Linked DNA regions of Homo sapiens: region 2 is linked to region 1. The links are chromatin loops, found by intact Hi-C in ENCODE. Cell type or tissue: Caco-2. All regions are shown on one strand. Each heading gives the region's core, and the rest is flanking DNA. Links, peaks and the distances in the headings are about the cores only. Region 1 overlaps LOC124903530 (a long non-coding RNA gene). Region 2 has its middle 43 kb from the start of PPCDC.

The links. Peaks named below come from ENCODE experiments on the same cell type or tissue, not always from the same donor. Only the 100,000 strongest peaks of a DNase experiment are listed, where the experiment ranks them.
Region 2: it touches region 1 in a loop (4-fold over the local background); 3 of 110 quality-filtered maps call a loop at or near these places.

Annotation. Positions count from the first base shown.
Region 1 is chr15:75,132,627-75,145,085 of GRCh38, reverse strand. It overlaps LOC124903530 (a long non-coding RNA gene), which reads right to left. Exons shown (of 2, transcript XR_007064721.1): 2 at 3,773-6,194. Among named protein-coding and RNA genes, the nearest start is that of C15orf39, 63 kb to the left of the region's middle. RefSeq lists a silencer at 2,272-2,472 and enhancers at 4,544-4,838, 4,378-5,069. In Caco-2, for the core only: no CTCF peak of the experiment used is centred there; DNase peaks (open chromatin) are centred at 4,695, 6,235 and 6,685.
Region 2 is chr15:75,060,261-75,072,719 of GRCh38, reverse strand. No RefSeq gene overlaps it. Among named protein-coding and RNA genes, the nearest start is that of PPCDC, 43 kb to the right of the region's middle. RefSeq lists enhancers at 2,622-2,721, 2,802-2,891, 2,902-3,161, 3,222-3,331, 10,984-11,033. In Caco-2, for the core only: no CTCF peak of the experiment used is centred there; DNase peaks (open chromatin) are centred at 6,479 and 6,909; H3K4me3 peaks cover 150 bases.

The sequences.
Region 1 (12,459 bases), core at 1,464-9,463:
ACCAGCAAGCACCAGAGGGAGGCCAAGGGGGTGCTGAGGGCAGCTTGGCACTGGCCTCCAGGTGCCCTTTGGTATGAACAGCCTGGACATCATGAACAGAGGCAGGAGACAGGCTCCTGGGCAGAAAGGAAAAGTTCCCCAGTGAAGCCTCACCTTGAAGCTGGCGAGGGCCTGTAGCTGGGGACTACACTGCTGGTCCCACAAACCAGAGTGGGAACTTGTGATGCTTTTTCTGGGGCTGCACATGGTTTCCCATGGACCAACTGACATGCGCTTCCTCCCCTCTGAGGCCCATAAAAGCCCTGGACTCAGCCAGACTTGAGAAGATGATGGGACAACCAGCTGCAGAGAGGAGCTACCCTCTCTGCTGAGAGCTGAAGAGACAACATGATGACCAGCTGCAGAGAGGAGCTACCGTCTCTCCTGAGAGCTGAACACTCATTGGGACACCCTGGCTACAGAAAGGAGCTACCTATTTCAGGTCTCCTCTAAGCTGTTCTGTCACTCAATAAAGCTTCTCTTCATCTTGCTCACCCTTCGCTTGTCTGCATACCTCATTCTTCCTGGATGCAGGACAAGAACTTGGGACCTGCCAAATGACAGGGCTAAAAGAGCTACAACACAAACAGGGCTGAAACATGCCCCTTGCTCACCATGTTGTACATGACAAGAAGGAGAGAAGAGAGAAGGAGAGAAGAGCTACAGCCCTTCAGGGAGCCTAGACCTAGGAGCTCCCCAAACCAGGGCCGTGACACCCTTTAGGGCTCTGTGGTTCCTGGCATCTCCAAGCTTCTGGGCACCATAACATTCCCCAGCATCAACTGTGGTAGCTACTTATGGTATGCCTGGTCCAGCTGCAGCCTTGCAGGAAGCCATTGCCCATGCCAGCACCTGGAGCTGCTCACCCTGCTGCAGCCAGAGTGCCTGGCTGTGCACAGTGGTTGGAGCCCATGCTCGCTCACATACCCCTCACTACACTACGCCTGGCTCACCCCTGGCAGGTGTGGGATCCAGGCCGGTAGCGTGAGCCAAGAGCAGCCTGCCAGTGTGAGTGGGCAGAATGAGCCCAGCAGGCCAGAGAAAAACTCGGGCAAAGGTGCCACTGGCCACAGAGGTTTCCAGCTGGCAAAGTGACACCCCAAGGATCCTGTAACATTTTGGGGGCTCATCCAGGATCTGTGGAAGGGTGAATAAAAGTGGATCTTTTCTTTCTTACTTTTTTCTTTTTTTTTTTGAGATGGAGTCTCACTCTGTCACCCAAGCTGGAGTGCAGTGGTGTGATCTTGGCTCACTGCAGCCTCCATCTTCCAGGTTCAAGTGATTGTCCTGCCTCAGCCTCCCAAGTAGCTGGAATTACAGGCATGTGCCATAACACCTAGAATAATTTTTGTATTTTTAGTAGAGGTGGGGTTTCACCATGTTGGCCAGGCTGGTCTCGAACTTCAGACCTCAAGTGATTTGCCTGCCTTGACCTCCCAAAGTGCTGGGATTACAGGCATGAGCTGCTGTGCCTGGCTGGATCTGCTCATTCTGTCCTTTTTTCAGACTCCACAGTAGCCAAAATGAAAGAAAAAATACCAGGCCTCTGTCAGCCAATTAAAAGCAACTAGCACAGCTGCCAGACTTAAGAAATGGAGGACAGGCTTGCTGGGGAGGACAATGTCAATCCCCCATCACCTTCGGGTGTTGGGAATGTTGGCTTTGTTCCAATCTAGTTTCCCTTCATGGAGGTCTAGCCATCGCATGGGACCAGAAGGAGGTCCTGGGGCAACTGAGGGTATCTCACCAAGGCCACATCTTGGTGTTATCCAAAGGCTCCTTGACTAACTCCAGGCCCCAACTGCCCATAAGGGTGTCGGCCCTAGGACCTCCAGTCTTTCCTATTGTTCTTTTCTTTCTTTCTTTCATGGCTCTCATGGTTCCTATCTCTTCTTTATATACAGTGTTAAATGTTAAGGATGTTGTTGCAAACCACAGATATTACTGGGTAGAATGAGCATTTGGCTTAATCATCAAAAGTATAAACTGGAAGGTTAAGAGTAGCACAGATGAGGTAAAGTGTGCCTTGGTATCTGCAAGTAAATTCATGGCAAAAATGTCCCTGTCATTTCCTTGGTTGCCAATGTAGTGCCAAGCACCATGAGACACAGAAAAGACATCTCATATTCCTTTGCACAAAGCTGTGGCCAAATTATGTTCTGCAGGGCGGAGAAGCTTGACCTCAGGAAGGAGGCACAGCGCAGGTGAGCATGACTAATTCCTGCCAACTAGGCCCTCCTGCTTCATGGATGGAAGTCATGCTCACATCCATGGCATAGAGAAGGTATAGGGAACCCAAAGGTTACCAACAGCAGGAGGATAGGGTGGCACATAGGTAAGTGCGAATATCCCTACCCATTAGGCCTCCCTGCTACATGGGTGAAGGTCACACTTGCACCCATGGGTGGCACCTGCAAAGTTTCTGCAACTTGGGGATATAAGATCAGAAGAAAGAAAGGGATGCCTTTTTTTATCTTCCTTATGTACCCTGGGTATTCACTGGAAAGAGAAAGGAACAAAGGGACATGTTTTTCCCCTTTCCAGATGGGTAACCAATCATTTTCCGCCTGCACTCCTCACGAGTGCATCCTAAATCACTGGAATTCCTTTGAGCCTCAGACTCTGGAGAAAGAAAAAAAGAGCTGTTTCCTTTTTTCCTCCTTTGTCTTCTTTTCACTGACGGGTAATTGCATCACTATGCCCCAGGATACTCCCCTCAGATGCATCCCCCAAACTGGGAAGAGTTTAATTTCCCCCAAACCTTAAACTACTTGGCAATCTCCTGAGGAGGGCCAACTTTTCTAAGCCTGTTTCCCTTCACAGGACTTCAGGGTCAAAGGGCTTCTTCCTATTCACTGGGAGTTAAAACATCCTCTTTCTTTTTAAGCAATATAAGTTGCTTTTTTTTTTTTTTTTTTTTTTGAGACGGAGTCTCGCTCTGTCGCCCAGGCCGGACTGCGGACTGCAGTGGCGCAATCTCGGCTCACTGCAAGCTCCGCTTCCCGGGTTCACGCCATTCTCCTGCCTCAGCCTCCCCAGTAGCTGGGACTACAGGCGCCCGCCACCGCGCCCGGCTAATTTTTTGTATTTTTAGTAGAGACGGGGTTTCACCTTGTTAGCCAGGATGGTCTCGATCTCCTGACCTTATGATCCACCCGCCTCAGCCTCCCAAAGTGCTGGGATTACAGGCGTGAGCCACCGTGCCCGGCCATAAGTTGCTTTTTGTATTGTAGTTGGCAAACAAACATATAAAGGTAAAGTGACAAGTCTATGTTGGTTTCCCCAAGTTTATTTTATTTATTTATTTTTCAAGACAGAGTTTCGCTCTTGTTGCCCAGGCTGGAGTGCAATGGCGTGACCTCAGCTCACTGCAACCTCCACCTCTCGGGTTCAAGTGATTCTCCTGCCTCAGCCTCTGGAGTGGCTGGGATTACAAGCACTGCCACCATGCCCAGATAATTTTTTTGCATTTTTAGTAGCGACGGGGTTTCACCATGTTGGCCAGGCTGGTCTCAAACTCCTGCCCTCAGGTAATCCACCTGCCTCGGCCTCCCAAGATGCTGGGATTACAGGCATGAGCCACCACTCTCAGCCCCTCAATTTTAAAGAAAGTGGCTGCTCTGTGAACATGTAACTGCCCAATGGGTTCACCTTGCCCACTGCCTAGATAGAGCCGATTTATCAAGACAGGGGAACTGCAATGGAGAAAGAGTAATTCACACAGAGCCAGCTGTGGGTGAAACCAGAGTTTTATTATTATTCAGATCAGTCTTCCCAAGCATATGGGGATCAGAGTCTTAAAAGATAATTTGGTGGGTAAGAGCTTGGGAGGCGGGGAGTGCTGATTGGTTAGGTTGGAGATGGATTGAATAGGGGATTTAAGTGATGTTTTCTTGCTGTCTTCTGTTCCTGGGTAGGATGGCAGAACTGGTTGAGCCAGATTACCAGTCTGGGTGGTATCAGTTGATCCATCCAGTGCAGGGTCTGCAAAATATCTCAAGCGCTGATCTAGGTTTTACAATAGTGATATTATCCACAGGAGCAATTTGGGGAGGTTCAGACTCTTGGAGCCAGAGGCTGCATGACCCCTAAACCACAGCTTCTCATCTTGTAGCTAATTTGTTAGTTGTGCAAAGGCGGGTCCTAGGCAAGAAGGGGGTCTTTTCAGGAAAGGTCTATTATCAATTTTGTTTCCGAGTCAAACCATAAACTGAATTCCTTCCCAAAGTTAGTTCTGTCTATGTCCAGGAATGAACCAGGACAACTTAAAGGTTAGAAGCAAGATGGAGTCAGTTAGGTCTGATCTCTTTCACTGTCATAATTTCCTTAGTTATAATTTTTGTAAAGGGTGTTTCAAACCCCCCTCCTTTCCCCTGATCTTGGCCCTATGAGGCCCACTCTCTTGATGTTATATGCCCCTGGAGAAGCCACAAGTGACACCTAGCCAGCCTTGATGAGAGCTGGCAAGTTCCAGGCACTGGGGGTGGGCGCCCAGGAGACAACAGCTGGAAGGGAAGGCTCTGGTAGAGTTGTGGCCCCTTCCACCTCCGGCTCTCTGTCCCTGCAGGGGAAGACACAGCTCAGGCTGACAGCAGCTCAGAGGGCAGCTTTGAAACCCAGCAGGGAGATAACAGAAGACAAAGAAACCAAAGTCTCCCTGATAACTCGCCAGGAAGCCAACACAAAACAAAACATAGATAACAAGCGGACTGCCTCTCTCAAGGCCAAACTGTTTTAAAAGAGAGTCCTGCTGTGGACGTTGGGCTTAAAGACTGTGCAGCTGATAAAGTGATCCCTTTGATGGGGAGCTAAAGAGATAGATGAGGCTCCACCAGCATGGTTTGGGGACCTCCAAAGAAACTGTGCTCCTAGCTGGACAGCAGCTAGGCAGCTGGATACCTCCAGCCCTCTGAGTTTTGGCTTCATTCCCTAGGGTCAAGGCGAGGTCTTCCTATTTCAGTTTTCCCAGTTAGCCTAAAGTTGTTTTAGTTTTGAAGTTTATTTTATTATTATTATTATTATTATTATTATTTGGAGAGAGTCTCGCTCTGTTACCCAGGCTGAAGTGCAGTGATGTGATCTCAGCTCACTGCAACCTCTGCCTCCCAGATTCAAGCAATTCTCCTGAATCAGCCTCCCAAGAAGCTAGGACTACAGGCATGCACCACCACACCTGGCTAATATTTTTCTATTTTTAGTAGAGATGGGGTTTTGCTGTGTTGTCCAGGCTGGTCTTGAACTACTGAGCTCAGGCAATCCGCCTGCCTCGGCCTCCCAAAGTGCTAGGATTACAGGCGTGAGCCACTGTGCACAGATATATTTTTTGTGTGTGTGTGGTGGGGGGCTGTGGGTGGTGATGTTGATTTTAAACAAAGCCAAGGAGATGATGTTTCTACAAAATGCTCCATCAAGTGTCTTTGAACCAAGGAGGGCCTTTGAGGCCATATGGTATAATGGAGAGCTCCTGGCCTTGGCTTCAGACATATGTCCCAGGACCCTGGGCAAGCGACTGGCTTTTCTATGAGCCTTGGTGCTCTCACTGGGGCAATGAAGACGATAAGCCCAATGGAACAGGACTGGGTGAGGATCAAGCGATGACGGATAGTGCTGGGTGCAGTAGCTTATGTCTGTAGTCCCAGCTACTTGGGAGGCTGAGGTGGGAGGATCACCTGAGGTCAGGAGTTTGGGTCTGCCGTGAGCTGTGATTGCGCCTGTGAATAGTCACTGCACTCCAGCATGGGCAACAGAAGGAGATCCTCTTTCTCAAGCAAACAAACAAGAGATGAAAGATATGAAGTGCTCAGCTAGTACTGCCCTTAGCTGTGGCATGGGGCCCTTGTCTAAGCCATATGCTTTAGAGAACCTCACTGTGGTCCTCTTCTGCTCCTCGGCCCATTGGGACTAAGGCTTGAACCCATGTGGAGCCCACGACCTTCTTCTAGACCCCAAGCCCACTTTCCAGAGCTCAGCTGGCCTCCAACCCACGTTGCTTCCCAGGACATGAACAGGCAGCAGGATATGAACTTCTAGGCCCAAAGGATGGCCAATGGGGGCTGTTTGTGCAAAGGGACATGGGGAGGGTATAGAAGTTTGTACAGGCATTCTGCAGCTCCCACACACGCGAACCCGAGGCTGCTCCTGGTGCAGGATGGAGCCTGTGATCAAATACATTCCAGTTACAGTTATGTAACAAAACACCCCAAGGCTTAGTGGCATGAAACAGCAACAATCATTATATTATTATGCCTCAGGGACTGAGGCACGCCAGGGATGCCTTGCCTAAGCCTCCTTCCCTGTGTCCCCCTTCCAGGAGGGGAAACCGGGGGTGGGAGAGAGGGCAGATTGGAGCCATGTGGCCAGATGGTTCTGCAGGAGGCATTTTCGGTTTCCGTGGGGATGCTAGGAACGCCAGTCCGGAAGGAGGGAAAGGTGCCTTCAGCATAACAAGACCCTCCACAGGGAAGGGGGCAAGGTCATGAGAATGGAGGAAAGCGAGGGCCTCAAGCTAAAGGACACACCCCCCTCTGGGACCTTTGGAAGAAAGAAGTCCTCCCAGAGGGAAGGAGAGTTTGCCCTCAGGTCCTTAAAAGGAGAAAAGGCAAAGCAGTCTGGCTGGTAGAGAAGCCACTGGCTGGGAGGAAGAACGCATCATTGTCTCCAACCTCAGGCCAGACGCATCCCACCAGGGGAATCCCAGACACCCAGGAGGCCTCCCAGGGGCTGGACTGGGCTTTAGTTTCTGAAGGGATTGATAGCCAGTCCTGGCAGGGGGAGTTGCAGAGACAGCAACTCAGGAAGGTTAGAGAGAGGGCTGGGCATCAGCGGGGAGTGGGGAGAAGAAGTGGGTCAAGGAAGGAGGGCGTCTCCGCATAGGCACCCCAGAAGGTCCTGGCTGTGAGAGAGAGCCCCCTTCTCCGAGAGGAGTTAGTTCTCCAAAGGCATAGCCTAATCCGCCATATCCATCCAAGCGCGCAGTTTGCTTCTGTTCTCAGGCTCTGGGCAGCTTTGGGACGGAAAGGGTTCCTTTCAGTGGGCTGTGCTGCCTGGAGGCAGCCAGGACCAGGTCTGGGCAGGTCTGGTAGGTGGCAAGGTAAGTGAAGAGGGGCCACTTTGCTCAGCGAGCTGAATAGCAAAGGCCTACACGGGATTGCCAGATTTACCAAACAACAATACAGGACTCCATTACATTTGAATTTCAGATAAACATTGAATTTTTTTTTAGGATGAGGAGGTTCTATGCAGTATTTGGGATATACTTATACTAAAAGAGTATTTGTTATCTTAAATCTAATTTTAACTAAGCTTTCTATATTTTATCTGGCAGCCCTAGGCCTGCCCCACTAGGGTCCCCAGTTGCCCCTCACAAGGACCATCCCCAGACACCCTTGCCCTAAAGCATAGAGACCCAGGACCTTGGCAACAGAAGGAAGTGGCCTTTTTTGGTGCATTCTAGAATTCCTGGCAGGCCTCCCCTCTCCCCAGCACCTGCCTCCATTCCTTCCGCACACATTTTTAGGTCTGGCACCAGAGATCCTATGGCAGAGTAAGCCCTGGGAGGATGCTAGGTGAGTTGCAGTGCATCCCACCTTACTTGTGTATCTGCAGCCCTTCACTAATCATGGCTGCAATGGCCTTTTCTTGGAGGAGTCAGAGAGATTGACTGTGGTACTTGGGCTTAAAGAATGCTTGGGAGAAAATGGAGATGGACGCAGGGACAGAAACGCATGCAAATACGTTCTGGGAATCCCAGTAACTTCTGTGGCTTGACCTGTGTTTGGATAAAGAGCGAGGACATGCCAGTGGCAAAGAGGCAAAGGCCAGTCACTTAAGGCTTTGGATCTTAGGCCAAGGCATCTGTACTTTACACTCAGCAGTAGAGAGCCATGGAAGAGGTGCTTTAAAATTGTTTATTTGGGTGTGGTGGCTCACACCTGTAATCTGAACACTTTGGGAGGCCAGGTGGGAGGATTACTTGAGCCCAGGAATTTCTGATCAGCCTGGGCAACATGGTGAAACCCCAACTCTACAAAAAATACAAAAATTAGCTGGGCATGGTGGCATGCACCAGTAGCCCCAGCTACTCAGGAGGCTGAGGCAGGAGGATCAATGGAGCCCGGGAGGTCAAGGCTGCAGTGAGTTATGATTATGCCAGTGCACACCAGTCTGGGTAACAGAGCAAGATCCTGTCTGAAAAAATTATTTATTTGTTGGTTAAAGTAAGTAAACAAGTAATACAATACGGAACAGCAGTGTTGTCAAAGTATGGCCTATGGACCCTGGAGGTCCCCAAGATACTTAGAGATCTGCAAGGTCAAAACTATGTTTATAGTAATACTCAGACATTCTATGCCCTTTTCATTCAAATGATGTGTTATCATTTGACTGACTGCTTGAGAGCAATGGCGAGTGAACGTGTCATTGCTTCAACACAAGTTAAGGCAGTAGTGCCTGAGAGGATCAAAATATGCCACTCCAAAATAAGCCACTTTGGCAGAAGAACTATTTTGAGTGGAATGCAACTGGGAATCAACAGTTGCAGGATGAGTTCTCTGCTTTCCTCTTAGCTGCAAAAAACAGGGCATAAATTTCCCTTTGTGAATACCAAGATGATTTTGCATAAACAGACCTTACTAAAATAACCTCTATCGTCCATTCGTTCCCCCATATATTTCCTAGCCACTTCCCCACAATTTGTCACCCTTGATGCCCAAACCCTCTTTCCTTTGTTAAAATGTTGTGTAAGTCCCCATGTCTAATGACTTCTTTGAGTTTCAGTTCTTTTCTGTGAACTCTCATGCAGGTAAATATTCATAAAAGTTGTGTGCCTTTTCTCCTGTTATTCTGTCCTTTGTCAGTTTAATTCACAGACCTCTAATCAATGAACCTGAGTGCAGACAAAACGTTTTTCCTCCCTGACACTGCAGCCTTGACATCCTGGGCTCAAGCGATCCTCCCACTTCAGCCTCCAATTAGCTGGAACTACAGGCACGTACCACCACATCGGCTATTTTTTTATTTTTTGTAGAGACGGTGTCTCAGTATGTTGCCCAGGCTAGCATTGTATTCTTCATTGCCATGTATTTGCAATTTAAAAACATTTCATTTATGAATGACCTTGATGGAACAGTAAAAAATACTTTTATTAACTCTCAATCTGTGAGCAGTATATATCTTTCTATGCTTGATATTTTGTGTGATGAAAGGAGGAGTATGTAGAAAGCACTTCTGCTGCTTACCAAAGGATGATGGGCTTCTCTAAGGAAAAGCGCTTGTGTGATTGTCTGAGTTGTCAGCCAAACTAGCTGCTTTTTTCATAGAACACCATTTTTACTTGAAAGACTGACAAACTATGGTTATTCCGACTGGTATTTAGCAGACATTTCTTAACAATAAATAAAGTGAAACTGTCACTCCATAAAAGCAACTGACAGCATTTGTTGCCAATGATAAAATTTGAGCTTTCAAGCAAAAGTTAGAATTTTGGAAAATGTGTATCCACCATTGTGAGCTTAACAAGCTTCTAAGTACTTAAACACTTTTTTTTTCCTTTCTTTTCTTTTTTTTTTTTTTGTGTGAGATGGAGTCTTGCTCTGTCACCCAGGCTGGAGTGCAATGACATAATCTCAGCTCACTGTAACCTCTGCCTCCTGGGTTCAAGCAATTCTCCTGCCTCAGCCTCCTGAGTAACTGGAATTACAGGCACACGCCACCACACCTGGCTAATTTTTGTATTTTTAGTAAAGATGGGGTTTCACCATGTTGGCCAGGCTGGTCTTGAACTCCTGACCTCAGGTGATGTACCCACCTCGGCCTCCCAAAGTGCTGGGATTACAGGCATGAGTCACCGTGCCCAGCCTTACTTAAACAATTTTCTTATGAGATTAGTAGTGATATTAACACACATGATTTTTCAATATTGTCTAACAAAATGTGTCAAAAATTGGATGATCTGCATAACTCTATCAGTACTTTCCAAATGACAAATGCATAATGTTACAGAACTACACTCACATAAAAGATTCACTTAAGGTACAAGACAGGGCTGAGTATAGTGGCTCATGCCTGTAATCCCAACACTTTGGCAGGTAGAGGTGGGAGGATCACTAGAGGCGAAGAGCTGGAGACCGGCCTGGGCAACATAGCAAGACCCCATCTTTATTTTAAAAAATAAAAAATTAGCCAGGTGTGGTGGCACACACCTATAGTTCCAGCTACTAAGGAGGCTGAGACAGGAGGATTGCTTGAGCTCAGGAGTCTGAGGTTGCAATGAGCTATGATCAAGCCACTGTACCCTAGCCTGGGTGACAGAGTGAAACCCTGTCTTAAAAAAAAAAGTGGGGGGACAAGAGAGAGCAATGGCTTTTGTTTTGTTTTGTTGTTTGAGACAGAGTCTTGCTCTGTCACCCAGGCTGACGTTCAGTGGCAAAATCTCGGTTCACTGCAACCTCTGCCTCCCGGGTTCAAGCAATTCTTGTGCCTCAGCTTCCCAAGTAGCTAGAATTAGAGATGTGCATCACCAAACCCAGCTAATTTTTGTATTTTTAGTAGAGGCGGGGTTTTGTCATGTTGGCCTGTCTAGTCTCAAACTCCTGGCCTCATGTAATACGTCTGGCCTCAGCCTCCCAAGGTGCTGGGATTACAGGCATGAGCCACGGCGCCCAGCCGGAACAATGAGTTTTAATGTAACAGTATGAATATGTCATTGCTATGGTTTCAGATTCTACATTGCTTTGAGAAACTGCTGCTTGTCCAGTCGATGTGCTATCAAAGAATACCCACAAAAGGCTATTTAAAGTCTCTTTTTTCTAACTACATATCTTACTGACATGAATTTTCTTCACATACTCCAACCAAAACAATGTATTCTGATAGATCGAATGCAGAAACAGATATGAGAATGAAGATTTTTCAATTAAGTCAGATATTAAAGAGATTTGCAAAAATGCAAAACAAAGTCATTTTTCTCACTAAATGTTTTTGTTTTGGAAAGGATAGTTACTTTTTACAAAACTGTCATTTATATTAACATATAATTGCTTTATTGTTGTTATTTCCTTTCTTTTTTTTTTTTTTGTTTTTGAGACAGGGTCTTACTCTGTTGCCCAGGCCGGGGTGCAGTGGCACAATCTCGGCTCACTGCAACCTCCGCATCCTGGGCTTAAGTGATTTTCCAGTCTCAGCCTCCTGTGTAGCTGGGACTACTGGCACACACCACCACCACACCTGACTAATTTTTTTGTGTGTATATATATATATAATTTTTTTTTTGAGATGGAGTCTTGCTCTGTTGCCCAGGCTGGAGTGCAGTGGCACCATCTCGGCTCACTGCAAGCTCCGCCTCCCGGGTTCACACCATTCTCCTGCCTCAGCCTCCCAAGTAGCTGGGACTACAAGCGTGTGCCACCACACCCAGCTAATTTTGTGTATTTTTAGTAGAGACGGGGTTTCACCGTGTTAGCCAGGATGGTCTCGATCTCATGACCTCATGATCCACCAGCCTTGGCCTCCCAAAGTGCTGGGTTTACAGGCATGAGCCACCACGCCCAGCCTAATTTTTGTATATTTTGTAGAGATGGCATTTCACTATGTTGGCCAGGCTGGTCTCGAACTTCCGAGTTCAAGTGATCAGCCTGCCTTGGCCTCCCAAATTGTTGGGATTACAGGCACGAGCCACCTCGCCTGGCCTATTGTTATTTCTAAATGAATTAATATGTAAATATTTTTTAAATTTCTTAGCTTTAATTTCTGATAACCCTCATTAATGAAAATGTTTTTGGGGACACTGAGTAATTTTTAGAGTGTAGAGGGGTCCTGAACTTTGAGGGGTTCTTCAAACGCAGAACTTTGAGAACCACTACAAAACAGAGTGAATTAACTTTCCATCCCACTACACAATCTCAGCCTGCTGAGACAACTACTGTGGTCAGTGTACTATGTACCCTTTCCTATATTGTATGCCTTTATACCCAAAAGGTATCCACAATTTATTTATTTTTATTTATTTATTTGTTTGAGACAGGGTTTCGCACTTGTTGCCCAGGCTGGAGTGCAATGGCATGATCTCGGCTCACTGCAACCTCTGCCTCCCGGGTTCAAGTGATTCTCCTGCCTCAGCCTCCCAAGTAGCTGGGATTACAGGCATGTGCCACCACACTCCACTAATTTTTTGTATTTAGTAGAGATGGGGTTTCACCATGTTAGTCAGGCTGGTCTCAAACTCCTGACCTCAGGTGATCCACTCGCCTCAGCCTCCCAAAATGCTGGGATTACGGCGTGCACCACCGTGCCCGGCCAGGTATTCACAATCCTGTACCTGGCTTTTTTCCGTAGGAAAAGAATAGACCATGGAACCCAGCCCATATCAGCGTACATACGACTGCTCCAAGTTTTCCTGGCTGGATTGTGTGCCTATTATATGGA
Region 2 (12,459 bases), core at 1,781-9,780, 73 kb after region 1:
TTCACAATGATGAGCCTTGGTGAGAGATTTTGCTTTGTTTTATATACATTCATTTTGCTAGGCACTCACTAGACTCTCAATTAAGCACTTCTGTCGTTTCCGAAAACGTTTATTGTGTTTTTAACTCTTTATCACCTATTATCTCTGTCCTCTTTTTCAGGAAGTTGAATCAGTCAGATGTTGAATCTCAGATTGATCTAATTTTCTTATTTTTTGTATCCTGTTGTTCATCTCTGAGTCTTTCTGTGTAACTTTCTGAAAGATTTCCTTGATTTTATCTTTCTACCACTCTCTCACATTTTAAATTCTTGTTCTCTGATTGCTCCCCCTTCTATGGCATCCAGTTCCTGTTTTGTGGATGCAATATATCTTCCAATCTCTCTGAGATGATCAATTGCAGTTTCTTCAACATTTTCTTCTGCTCTTTGCATCATCTTTGTTTCCTCTGAGTTCCATTTGTTCTGCTGTTTTGGCCTCTCTCTTACATGTTGGAAGCTTCCCTCAAATCTTTAGAGAAGCTGAGCATGACGGTTCGTGCTTATAATCACAGCTACTCAGGAGGCTAAGGTGGGAGGATCACTTGAGGCCAGGAGTTCAAGACAAGCCTGGGCAACATAGCCAGACCCCATCTCAAAAAAAGTCTCTGGAGAGGGGCTCCTTGGTGTGGGACAGGACATCTCACCAAGAAAGCATGCTTATGGCCCCTAGAGAGTACATTCCATGGAGGAGAAGGAGCCAGCCTTGGAGTTGGATACACCTGGCTCAAAATCCAGCTCCATATCTGCCTGCTTTTTTATTCTGATTGGATAACTCCCCTGAGCATCAATTTCCTTCTCAGTAAAATGAAGATAGTAAGACATCCTGTGGATCACACAAGAGCAAGCAAGCGCTTGTCAAAGAATAGACACTCCAGAAATGTTAACTTTTCAGGCTTCCCCTTTCAGAAGTTGAACTAAGGTACTTCAGTTCATCTAAGGTACTTACCACCTGCATTGACCATTGATGTTCATTTCTCTTCCTTCTCTTTCCCTCCCTCTTTGACCTCATATGCTCAAGGCCATGCCTCTACCAATCATGGAGGGACAGACCATCTCTGATAATAAGACTTTGCCACCATGCTGCCTTAAGCAAGTGGTTAAGAAGACATATGTTGGTGTCTGGGATCCAAGGCCTGCATCGATCACCGAAATAGCAGATGTGATGTAAAAACAAAGATTTACCTAGCAGCCCCAAGCCTGGTGTGAGACCCGTATTTACTACAGTCAAAGAGGAGACAGGAACAATATGGTCTCCAGGACTCAAGAGTCCACCCAAGGGAAACCCTCCCAGTGACAACTGGGATCTGGACCCCAGAAAAGGGCTCTTTCTCTCCCCCTCAAAGATTTGGAGGGTTGTGCCTTAGAGCAGAGGAAGCATCTTCTAGTCTTCTGGCAGCCTGGAGACCTAGCTCTCCAAGACAGCTGTTGGACTTTATGCACCATACACCCATGCTGCCCTGCTTTCCCACCCACCTCCAGCCACCTGCCATCCCCATCTTGCTGCTCAAGTCTAGGCTGAGACTCTGTTCCTTTGGTGGTATCATCTCCCTAGCTGGGCCCTGCACCAAGGAGAGGGAAGGGACAGGTTCCAGGGAAAGGGGGAAGCCAGCCAAGGAGGTCTTACCCTCCAGGTGAGAAGCTATGCATTCTGACCTCTCCCAGAGCGTTCTGCACCAGGCGCCTGACTTCAAAGGCTCCCCTAAGCACAGCCTGGCCCTATTCCTTCAGATCTCTGAGCCTGCCATGGTGGGCACTCAAGACAGGTGTCTCTGGGTCTGGGATGGGAGTTTGGGCAGAGCTATGCTGCAGCCTGTGTCCACTGGGCAGGGCGTCCATACAAGGAGTTCCACACTCCTGAGCCCTCTGCTGAGAATGTCTGCCTCCAGCCCTGTGCATATCATCCCTGGGGTGGCAGGTCACCTGAGCAGAACCAGCACACTGGGTGCTCAGGGATCCTGTGCGCTCTGGTGACCTCATCCTCCATCTCTGTCACCTCTCCCACATTTCTGAGGGACAACTGGGCACAGATTCTGGAACACTGTGAATGAACTCTAAACCCCTCCATCTAATGGGCCTCAGGGGCACTTCCTACGAGCACTGCACCATGCTAGGTTGGCAGGGTGAAACAAAAACAGCAAACAGGAGGGGTCCCGGCCCTCTAGCTAGTTGGAATGTAAGGCAATTATCTGCCAAGTATCCCACAGTAAAGCTGTGGGAGCCTAGAGGACAGAGCTTTTTGGGAGAATGGGCCTGAAAAAGTTCTCGAGCTTGATCTGGGTGGTGGTTCACAGGTGTGTGCACCTCTAAAAATCCATCATGCAGGCCAGCCAGGTGTGGTGGCTCTCACCTGTAACTCCAGCACTTTGGGAGGCTGAGGTGGGCAGATCTCTTGAGCCCAGAAGTTCGAGACCAGCCCAGGTAACATGACAAAACCCCATCTCTACAAAAATTAACTGGGCATGGCGGCACAATCTTGTATCCTAGCTACTCAGGAGGCTGAGATGGGACGATCACCTGAGCCCAGGAGGTCAAGGCTGGGTTGCAGCGAGCAGTGATTGCACCACTACACTCCAGCCTGGGTGACAGAGACAGACCCTGTCTCAAAAAGAAAAAAAAATCCATCACGCTGTACACTTAAGATGTGTGCACTTTACCATATGTGTTATACTTCAATTTTTTTAAAAAACTGTAACTGGCCCTGGTCTCAGAACTCAGCAGAGAGTAGACAGGCCAAGCGGGGAGTGGAAGGTAGGTGGCAGGACCTCCAGGGAAGCCAGCTCTGGAGGCCCGGTGATGGCAGTGGGAAAGAGCCATGGGAATGAGTTGGAGCCATTACCAAGAAAGAAGGTGAGGGCCTGGGGACTAACATAACATCAGAGACAGAGGCAGCCAAGAGTGAGAGGTCTGGGGTATGAGAGCCAGGGCAGCCTTCTGTTTGGGGAACACCCAGAGACGACTGGGAAGTCCCAGTCTGCACACAGTTGAAGGGGAAGTGGAAGAGGGATGTGTTGACTTCTCAAGTTTCGAATAGGTGAGGACGGTATGGCTGACAGTTGGAGGGTTCAGAGCACCAGAACACACTCAGGACTCTGAAAGGCAGGCCCCGGGAGATAACTTCAGAGGGTGACTAGCAGCAGCCAGCCCATGGGCCTGAGACCACCACTATTCCCAATCCCTGGTTTCCCCCAAAGCAGTCTGAGCAGAAAAAAGACCTGAGTCCGCCCCAGACTAGCCTGGGTCAGCCCCACCATTTGTGAGGTCCAAAATCCTGTGTTTGGGGGACATGTGTGGTGAGTCTCCAGCACGAAGGTGGAAGGGAGGGAGCACACAGTAGATGCTCGAGCAATGGCAAGGACTGATTCTAGGCCACCCATGAAGCTAAGCAGGGGCCCTCTTCACACCTCTAGTCCTCCAGTGTCTCCTCAAACTTCCCCAGAGCAGGAGGCTCACTCCCTCAGTCACTCCCTCCATTTCCATAAGCTCTAGGTGCCAGGACATTTTCCTTCTCTGGGGCTGAACTTTGCCTCCAGGTCATTTCTCAGAGTTCTAGGATAGACTCTTGTCCCCTGAGGCTGCTCTTCCCTGCTCATCCAGCCTGGCTTTTGCAAAGCCTTCAGCATGCTGGCTCTTCTCCTGCAGATGTTGGGCAGCAGGGGCCCCAAAAGGACCACAATCCTTCAGATGCAGTCTGAGCCAGAAGGAGGAAAAATCACCTCCTTTGACCTGCATGCTATACCACTATTAATGCAGCCCAAGCTATTAGCTAAGGAGGCTACATGCAGTGTGTGGTTATCATTTACCTGATGGGAAAAAGAGGGAGTTCTTGTTTCCCAAGTACCACCTTGGCTTCCCAGAGCCTCTCCATGATCCCCACCCAGTCCCTGCCTCACTGGGCCCCTACTCAATCTGCCCTCCTTCACCCACTGCACTCTGCCCCACTCACAAAACTTTTATGTGCCCCAGCCAGCTCTTCCCCTTCCCACATTTGCACATGTAATAGCCTGGGTCTGAAATGCCCTGGTTCATCTTCCCCTGGCGAACTCCTGGTCACTCATCTTGCTTCCACTTACCTCCTCCAGGAAGTCTTTCCTGAAAACCCCTGCCCTTGCCTAAATTAGGCTCCAAGGTTATCCCCTCTCAGTACCCCGTACTTTTCCTCCATGGTGCTTATCAGGGTGTCTACTCTTCCTTACCTGTGGGCAGCTATCTCAGAAAGGACCCTGAGGGCAGGGAGCATGTGGATTCTTTTCCCCACTGTGTCCGCAGCACTGGGCACAGTGCCTAGCACAGAGCACATATACATACAGTAAAGATGGACTGAGTGGACCTGTAAATGAGGCATCCTTGTTGATCTGGTTATGCAAAGCCCTCGACTGCTACACCACTCCATCCTCCCCAGGCTGAGCGAGAGGATGCAGTGTCAAGAGAGTGTGCTTTGGGGCCGGGCACAGCAGCTCACACCTGTAATCCCAGCACTTTGGGAGGCTGAGGCGGGCGGATCATGAGTTCAGGAGATCTAGCCCATCCTGGCTAACACGGTGAAACCCCATCTCTACTAAAAAATACAAAAAATTAGCCGGGCATGGTGGCAGACGCCTGTAGTCCCAGCTACTCAGGAGGCTGAGGCAGGAGAATGGCATGAACCTGAGGGGCAGAGCTTGCAGTGAGCCGAGATCAGCCACTGCACTCCAGCCTGGGCGACAAAGGGAGACTCTGTCTCAAAAAAAAAGAAAAAAATTCTGGCAGTTATTTGGCAGGGAGCTCTTGGACAGATGTAGTTTATTCTTTAGGGGTCTCCAGCTTGGAGTTACCCACCCCATGTTTACTGTCCAGCCCTGAAATTGGGTAGTCCACCATATATTATCCCAGCTGGGGTAGGGTGATGCCCTACTGTAACCTGTATTTGGTTTAGGGCAAAGATATTTATCTGCCTGTGAGATCTGTCTCTGATTTTTTAAATTTCCACAAGGTAAAACCTGGCAGGCATTAAATCTTATAGTCTGGGGTGCTACTGTCTTGGTCACATTAATCACCAACCTGACTGGGTAGAGAAGAGTCTGCTGCCAGTTTCCATTTTGACCTTCTGCTCTTTGTATATTAGCCCATCCCAGCCATGTTAATTTCCAGAAATGGGGCCAGCTCATGTTTTCTTTTTAGATTTTTCTTAGAGTTCACTTTAAGGGTTCCTTAAAGTTAAGAGTTAAAGTTAGACTCGGGCACTTTCCACTGATCTTTTTCCCTCCCTTCCGGGATCTCTTTTACCAGTCCCTTGACTCGAATATAGTGAGTCCACCTCCATTCAGCTGTTTGCAGGGCCATCTCAGTGGTCAGGAGCACTTGATAGGGACCTTCCCAGCTTGGGTGGAGCTTGTCTTATTTCCAAGTCTTAATCAGCATGAAGTCACCAGGCTGGAAGTGGTGAACCACAAACTTAAGAGGTGGAGTTTGAGTTAGAAGTCTTTTTAACCTAAGGGATGACAGGGTGGAGGATATGGCCAGTATATAATTTCTTAAGAATTGATCCTTGGTTTCCATAGTAGGGAGATCTGTAGCTCTGCCTAAATACAGGAGCCCATATAATAACTTGTAAGGGAACAATCCCAAGTCTTTTATTGGAGCTGTCCTAATCCTGCAGAGTGCTATTGGGAGACATTTGGTCCAAGCATTTTAGTTTCTAAGATTAGTTTGGTGAAATGCTTTTTGAGAGTTTGATTCATTCTTTCTACCTTTCTAGAGGAAGGGGGATGCCAAGGGGTGTGATAATCCCATCTAATTTGTAAACCTTCCATAATTCCCCTTAACACCTTTGAGGTAAAGTGGCTCTCATTGTCTGAATCAATATTTTTCACCAGGCCAAAGCTAGGTGCAATCTGTTCTAATATAATTTTGACCATATACCTGGTGGTGGCTGTTGGGAGGCAAAAGGCTTCCACCCAGCTGGAAAGGTGATCTACGATCACCAGTAAATACTTTCGTCTTTCTACTTTGAGCATTTTTGTAAAATATACTTGAATGCTTTGAAATGGTCTTAGTCCAGGAGGTCTTCCTCCTGTGGCCTGTTTTCTAATTACCTTTTGGTTTATCCTTTGACAAGTTACACAATTTCCACATACTTGTTTAGTGAGGGTATAAGTCCCTATACACCCATAATTCCTAATGTTATAGGAGGCAGAAAGAAATTTAGGTAGACAAGGTAAAGTGAGTCCCTGGCAGAAAACTTTCCTTCTATTAAAAAGCAGCTCAGAAATAGCTCCCTTTCTAACCTCATGCAGTTCAAAGAAATTACTTCTCTTCTAACAAATGGCGCCTGAAAGCTCAGCCTGTAAATCACAGATAAAGAGCTCAAGCACAGAAGGAGGGGGGTTGGGGGGGATCGAGATTCGGGGGAAGTCTCCTGGGTAATCACCAAACTTCACTCTCATACAATGGGCCCCAGTAAAAACAGTGGGCCTTAATAAGCACATTCCTTTCCCTTTAGGCACACTAAGATAGGGAAGCTAAAAGTGGACTGGGGTGTGGGGGTGGGTGCCTGAAGCTGCAAGATACCTGGAACAGACACAGATACTCTCCCTCCCAGATAAGTGACACAATTAGGTAAAGGCTGATAGAAACTCTGCTCTAAACAGATAGCACATCTGGTCACAACCAAATCATTGGGCCCTAGGAGGATAAGACATCCCCTCCTCACTAGCCCCCTCCTCACTAGCCCATTTATGAAAACTCTGACATTTTTATTGCAACTTGGCAACCGGCTCAGGACCCCCCCTTCAATGCAGAGCTGGTCCCTCCCACGGCCACGAAATTCCTACTCCAAACCCACTCCACCTGTGCAACCCCAATCTCCCCAGCTGCAAGACCAAGAATCCTGGCATCCACCCCAGCCAACAAGGCTGCCTCACTAAGTATTGCATTACACAGAGCCTGGGGTCCCCAGTGACTCCCTTTGTGTACTATAGACATTAGTTCTTTTATCAGGGGTTTACTCACACTAGCTCTCTCACACTGTCTACCTTTATTTCAGCTGTCTGCTCCTGCTCTGCGACACCTGCCACCCCCCAACCTGCAGCTGCACTTCCTGGCCCACAAGGCCAGCTCTTAGTTACAAAGTTAACTTTTAAAAGGCTTTGCCTTACTGGGTTCTCTGAACTTAATCTGGAGTTTTTTTTTTTCCATCTGATCTCTGGCCTCTGCAGGAATGCAGAGGGAGTTTTCTTTTTCTTGTTGAATCTCGAATGCCTTTGAGACATTTTGTGTCCTAGGAGTGGGCTCCTTGACCCCTTTAACTATCAGTTCTCTGAGGTCCTGCATTTGGGCCTAGTCCCTGGGATCATTATTATCCCATTTGGGATTGACATTTGGAAGTTTTTTGTTCGACTGTCAAGACTTCTTGCCTGGGAGGGTGTTGCCTCTTCCAGATAGTCATGGCCACTCTCCTAATCATTCCCTTTTCTTCTCCTATGAACAGGATATTTAAGATAGACATCATTTCAGCCCAGGTGTAAAAGCTGGGTCCTATGAATTTGTCCAGTTGGTCTGCTAAACCGAGGGGATCTTCTAGGAGTGGTTTCATTTCCTTCTTGAAATTCCTAACATTAGTACTTGTAAGAGGAGCATTTACAAAGCCAATCTCTCCCTGTCCCACGAGAACTTCCCTAAAAGGGAACATGCTAGATGCCTGCTGTGTGAAAGGGATAGGGAAGTTTTCAATATCCCTCTTACACTGTTCTAATTCTTTTTTCAAATTTGGATAAGGATTTAAAGGAGCAGTTGGTTCAGCTTCCCCATGGTCTCCAGGTCTTTCTTCCTCTAACCCTCCTGCTGCCCCTTGATCTTCCTGTCCCCTATTTTGTGAGACATATGGAGGGGGCATGTATGACAGGGGGTCCCAGGGCTTTTCCCTGGGTGAGGGCTTTTTACTAGGCTCTTTTTCTTCTTCTTTGAAGGGAAACATGGGGGCTAATTCCTTGATCCAGCAGAGAGCATAACATCTCTTCTTGTGAGGGTGGGGTTTTATCATTCACATAGAGAATTAAAACTTGGCACACCCAATCCTCATCTGAGCCAAACTTGGGCCAAAACCCTGAAGGCTTACAAATGGGGTCTTTGGGCCAGATAAAACAGCAATGCTTTATTATCTTTTGCTTTTCCTTGTCCCTGGTTCGAGGGTTGTCCCTCCAAACCTGCCACATTCTCCCCAAAGGACTATCTGGGGGAATGTCAGAGGAGTCTCTTTGGCTCCCTCTTTCCTTTGTCCCCTAGGCCTAGAATTCCTGTTTCCCATTTTCAGTCAGTCTCTGTGTCTGAGTTTCCCTGTGTACTCAACCCCCCTTTACTGGAGGTTTCTTGCACACCCCGAGAATCGCTTCATCTGTGTCCAGCCATTTCCCTCTCGGGAGAACAGAACCACGGATTAGGACTCCGCACTCACTTTGTATCTAAGATACGTCTCAGTCACACACACACTCAACCGCCGAAAATGCCCAACCACCAAGGCAGTACTTACAGTCCAATTTTCCACCTTGGCTCACACACAAGGTTGCCTGGTTGCCACGATGCCCGCTTTTCTCCCTGTGTCATCTCAACTGTCTCCTGAATAAGTCTTGGGTTTGTCTATGGCTTCTGTGGGGAGCCGGGATGCCCGACAGAGCAGGCCACCTAAATTGAGTAGGACATGTCTCCCCTCTTGGCCAGAGTCCCACTCCATGCAGGCACAGAGATCCCAGACAGGCCCCCAGGTTGTGAGAAACATGCTCACCTGTCCAAACCCAAAGAATGGACTTAGAGGCATGAAGAACAGTTAAAGTGAGACTTCTAATAGTGGTCTTGCAAGATCAGGTGTCTTGCAGGCAGGCACGCCTGGGACAGTCACAGCAGGTAATTTATCCCTTAGCACAGAAGTCCCTCCCCCAGTTCCTCATTGGTTGAGTACTATGGGGTTACAATCTTCCCGGATATTGCCTACGTTTTCTTATCCCCCTTATAAGATTATACCCCATCCCCTTCCCCACTTAAGTTTAGATTTCCCAATAATGAAACTTTTTTCCCTTTTATGAGCTGACCCCTCTTCTACATTCTGTTTGTTTATTGTGACCTTCTAGATGCATGAGCCCTGTGGTTTGTTACATTTTCAGGCTGGCTGCCAGTACTTAGATTTATCATGCCTTGAAAACTGACCACTTGAAATGTTTTCTCACAGGCCAAGCATGGTGGCTCATGCCTGTAATCCCAGCACTTTGGAAGGCCAAGTTGGATCGTCTGAACTCAGGAGTTCGAGACCAGACAGGGCAACATGGCAAAACCCTGTCTCTACCAAAAATTCAAAAAAATTAGCTGGGCATGGTGGGACGCACCTGTGGTCCCAGCTACGGGGGAGGCTCGGGTGGGAGGATCACTTGAGCCTGGGAGGCGGAGGTTGCAGTGAGCCAAAATCACACCACTGCACTCCAGCCTGGGTGACAGAGTGATACCCCATCTCAAAAAAAGAAAAAAAATGAATGAATGAAAGGAGGTTGTAGATGTGTGGGGACAGTGGGATATGGGATATGGAAACTCCCTGTACTTTCCACTCAGTTTTGCTGTGAACTTAAAACTACTTCAAATAACCTTACTAATTAAAAAAATTAATAAATGAATGAAGACATATGATCAGTCCTTGCTTATGCAACTTTGGCTTGCAGAGGCCTCAGGCCATTGTGCTTGTGTGAAGTACCGCAGGCAGACTTGTCCCCGAGAGCCAGCACTGGCCCAGGCCCAGGTGCGAGCAGGTGCTGTGATCCACCTGACTGGATGACTGGTGGCCTATTTCCTACCCATCTGCCTGTGATGTCATAAGTCAAGGTGATTCCAAAGGCCATCTGAGCTTTGGCCTGTGCCCTCCATTTTCTATGCTGTGGCCACTGGTCCACTCTGGAGGGTCAGGCTGGCTTGTGAATGGAGCAAGAACTAACCCCTGAGGCTTACAAATTCTGCATGCATGCATATGCTTGCACACCTTCTGCTGCTAATCTGGAGTATTCCTGCATCCCAGACCACCACGATTCTCTGAGTTCCAGAGAGACTGAGCCAGGGCCATGGCAGAATCTATAGACCAGAGGGGACAGTCCTGGCTCCAGGATACCTGCCATTCGATGTATCAGTGTTCCTGTTCTCCAATCATAAAAATGGGGCAACTCAGGGCATGACTTCTTTCCTAGAAAATTCCCAGGCAAGCCTCTGCCTTGGTCACGCCTTCCTGGAAGCCCAGGACGATCCTTGTGGAAGCCTGGGGGGCCTCTACCCCGCCCTAAACCCCCACTACACACTCACCTTCTCTTGCAAGCCAGCCCTGGGAGAGGCCATATGGAGACTTCAGGGATTGTCTGGTGACTGGCCTGTCACCCTCCAAGACCCAAGCTTTGTTCCCTCCAGCTGGCCTCCTCCTCTGGTCTTCCTCCAATGGCCCTGGGCCTTGGAGGCAACATGACTCACAGAAAGAGCAAGGGCTTGGAGCCTGCCAGAGCTTCCTCACTTACTAGCTGTGGGACCTTGAGAAAGTTAAGTAACCGGTCAGGCGCAGTGGCTCACGCCTGTAATCCCAGCACTTTGGGAGGCCAATGCAGGTGGATCACCGGAGGTCAGGAGTTCGAGACCAGCCTGGCCAACATGGTGAAACCCCGTCTCTACTAAAACTATAAAAAATTAGCTGGGCATGGTGATGCGCACCTGTAGTCCCAGCTACTCAGGAGGCTGAGGCAGGAGAATCACTTGAACCCGTGAGGTGGAGGCTGCAGTAAGCCAAGACTGCACCCCCAGCCTGGGCAACAGAGCAAGACTCCGTCTCAAAAAAAAAGAAAGTTAAATAACTTATTTGAACCTCAGCGTCCTCATTTGTCAAATTCTTGCTCTCAGGAGAAATGGCCAGGGGACAACAATATCCACCTTAGGGTTGCTGTGAGAATTAAATTGTAAATGGTGGCCATTGCTTCACAGAGCATGGCTTCCTTCTGGTGCTCTGTGAGTAGTGACCATACATGCTGGTTTGCCCAGAACAGTCCAGTTGATGCCTATTTTCCTGGCATGTTAATTGCCCTTTTTCACTCTCAGAAGTGCCCAGTTTAGACAAAATACAGTCAGCCTGTGTTTCTTTCTATTCCTAGCTCAGGTCCAGCCTGTGTTAGCAGCACCACTATTTCTACTTTCCCCTGTAAGAGGCCATGCTTGGTTTGTGGTTAGGTTGCTGACACACCAGGGGTTTGGTCTAGGTCCTGCTGTTGGTCACACAAAAAGCCAATGACTGAGACACAGGATTGCCAAGGAAGAAGGCTTTAATTGAGTGCTGTGGCCAAGGAGATGGGAGCTCAGTCTCAAATCCATCTCCCTGGCTAAAATTAGGGGTTTGTACAGCAGGGAAGAAACTTAACAATGTAAGGGAAAACAGGAACTCCTGAGGGGTAAGGAAGCAATCATGATAATGAGGGGCCTGGGTCTCATTGTCTGGATGCTATGCTCTGTGAGTTTCAGTTCTTTCCTACTTTTTGAGAGGCCTGGTATCTCACTGTCTGAATCTGGTGAGTTTCAAGCTTTAAGACCAGATGTGTCCATTTCTGTTTATCAGGAAAAACTGTGTATGAGATTCTTTGATACTTTTTGAGAGACCTGGTATCTCATTGTCTGAATCTGGTGAGTTTCCAGCTTTAAGACAAGATATGTCAATTTCTGTTTATCAGGAAAAGCTGTCTATGGAACTATTGGGTCAATTTCAGTTATATCCTTCTTTCTGGGCCTCAGGTTCCTCTTATTATTATCATTTTTTAGAGATAGGGTCTCCCTACGTTGCCTAGGCTGGAGTCAGTGGCTATTCACAGGCTCAGTCATGGCACACTGTAGACTCAAACTCCTGGGCTAAAGCGATTTTCCTGCCTCAGCCTCTGAGTAGCCAGGATTGCCCGTGCACACCACCACACCTAGCACAGGTTATGTCTTTTTTTATTTTTTTTTTTTTGAGACAGAGTCTCGCTCTGTCATCCAGGCTGGAGTGCAGTGGTGCAATCTCTGCTCACTGCAACCTCCGCCTCCTGGGTTCAAGCGATTCTCCGGCCTCAGCCTCCTGAGTAGCTGGGATTACAGGTGCATGCCACCACACCTGGCTAATTTTTGTATTTTTAGTAGAGACGGGGTTTCACCATGTTGGTCAGGCTGGTCTCGAACTCCTGACCTCGTGATCCACCCACCTCGGCCTCCCAAAGTGCTGGGATTACAGGCATGAGTCACTGTGTCCAGCCGCTTTTTTTTTTTTTTTTTTTTTTTTTGAGATGGAGTCTCGCTCTGTCACCCAAGCTGGAGTGGGGTGGCAGGATCTCCACTCACTTCAAGCTCCACCTCCTGGGTTCACACCATTCTTCTGCCTCAGCCTCCCGATTAGCTGGGACTACAGGTGCCTGCC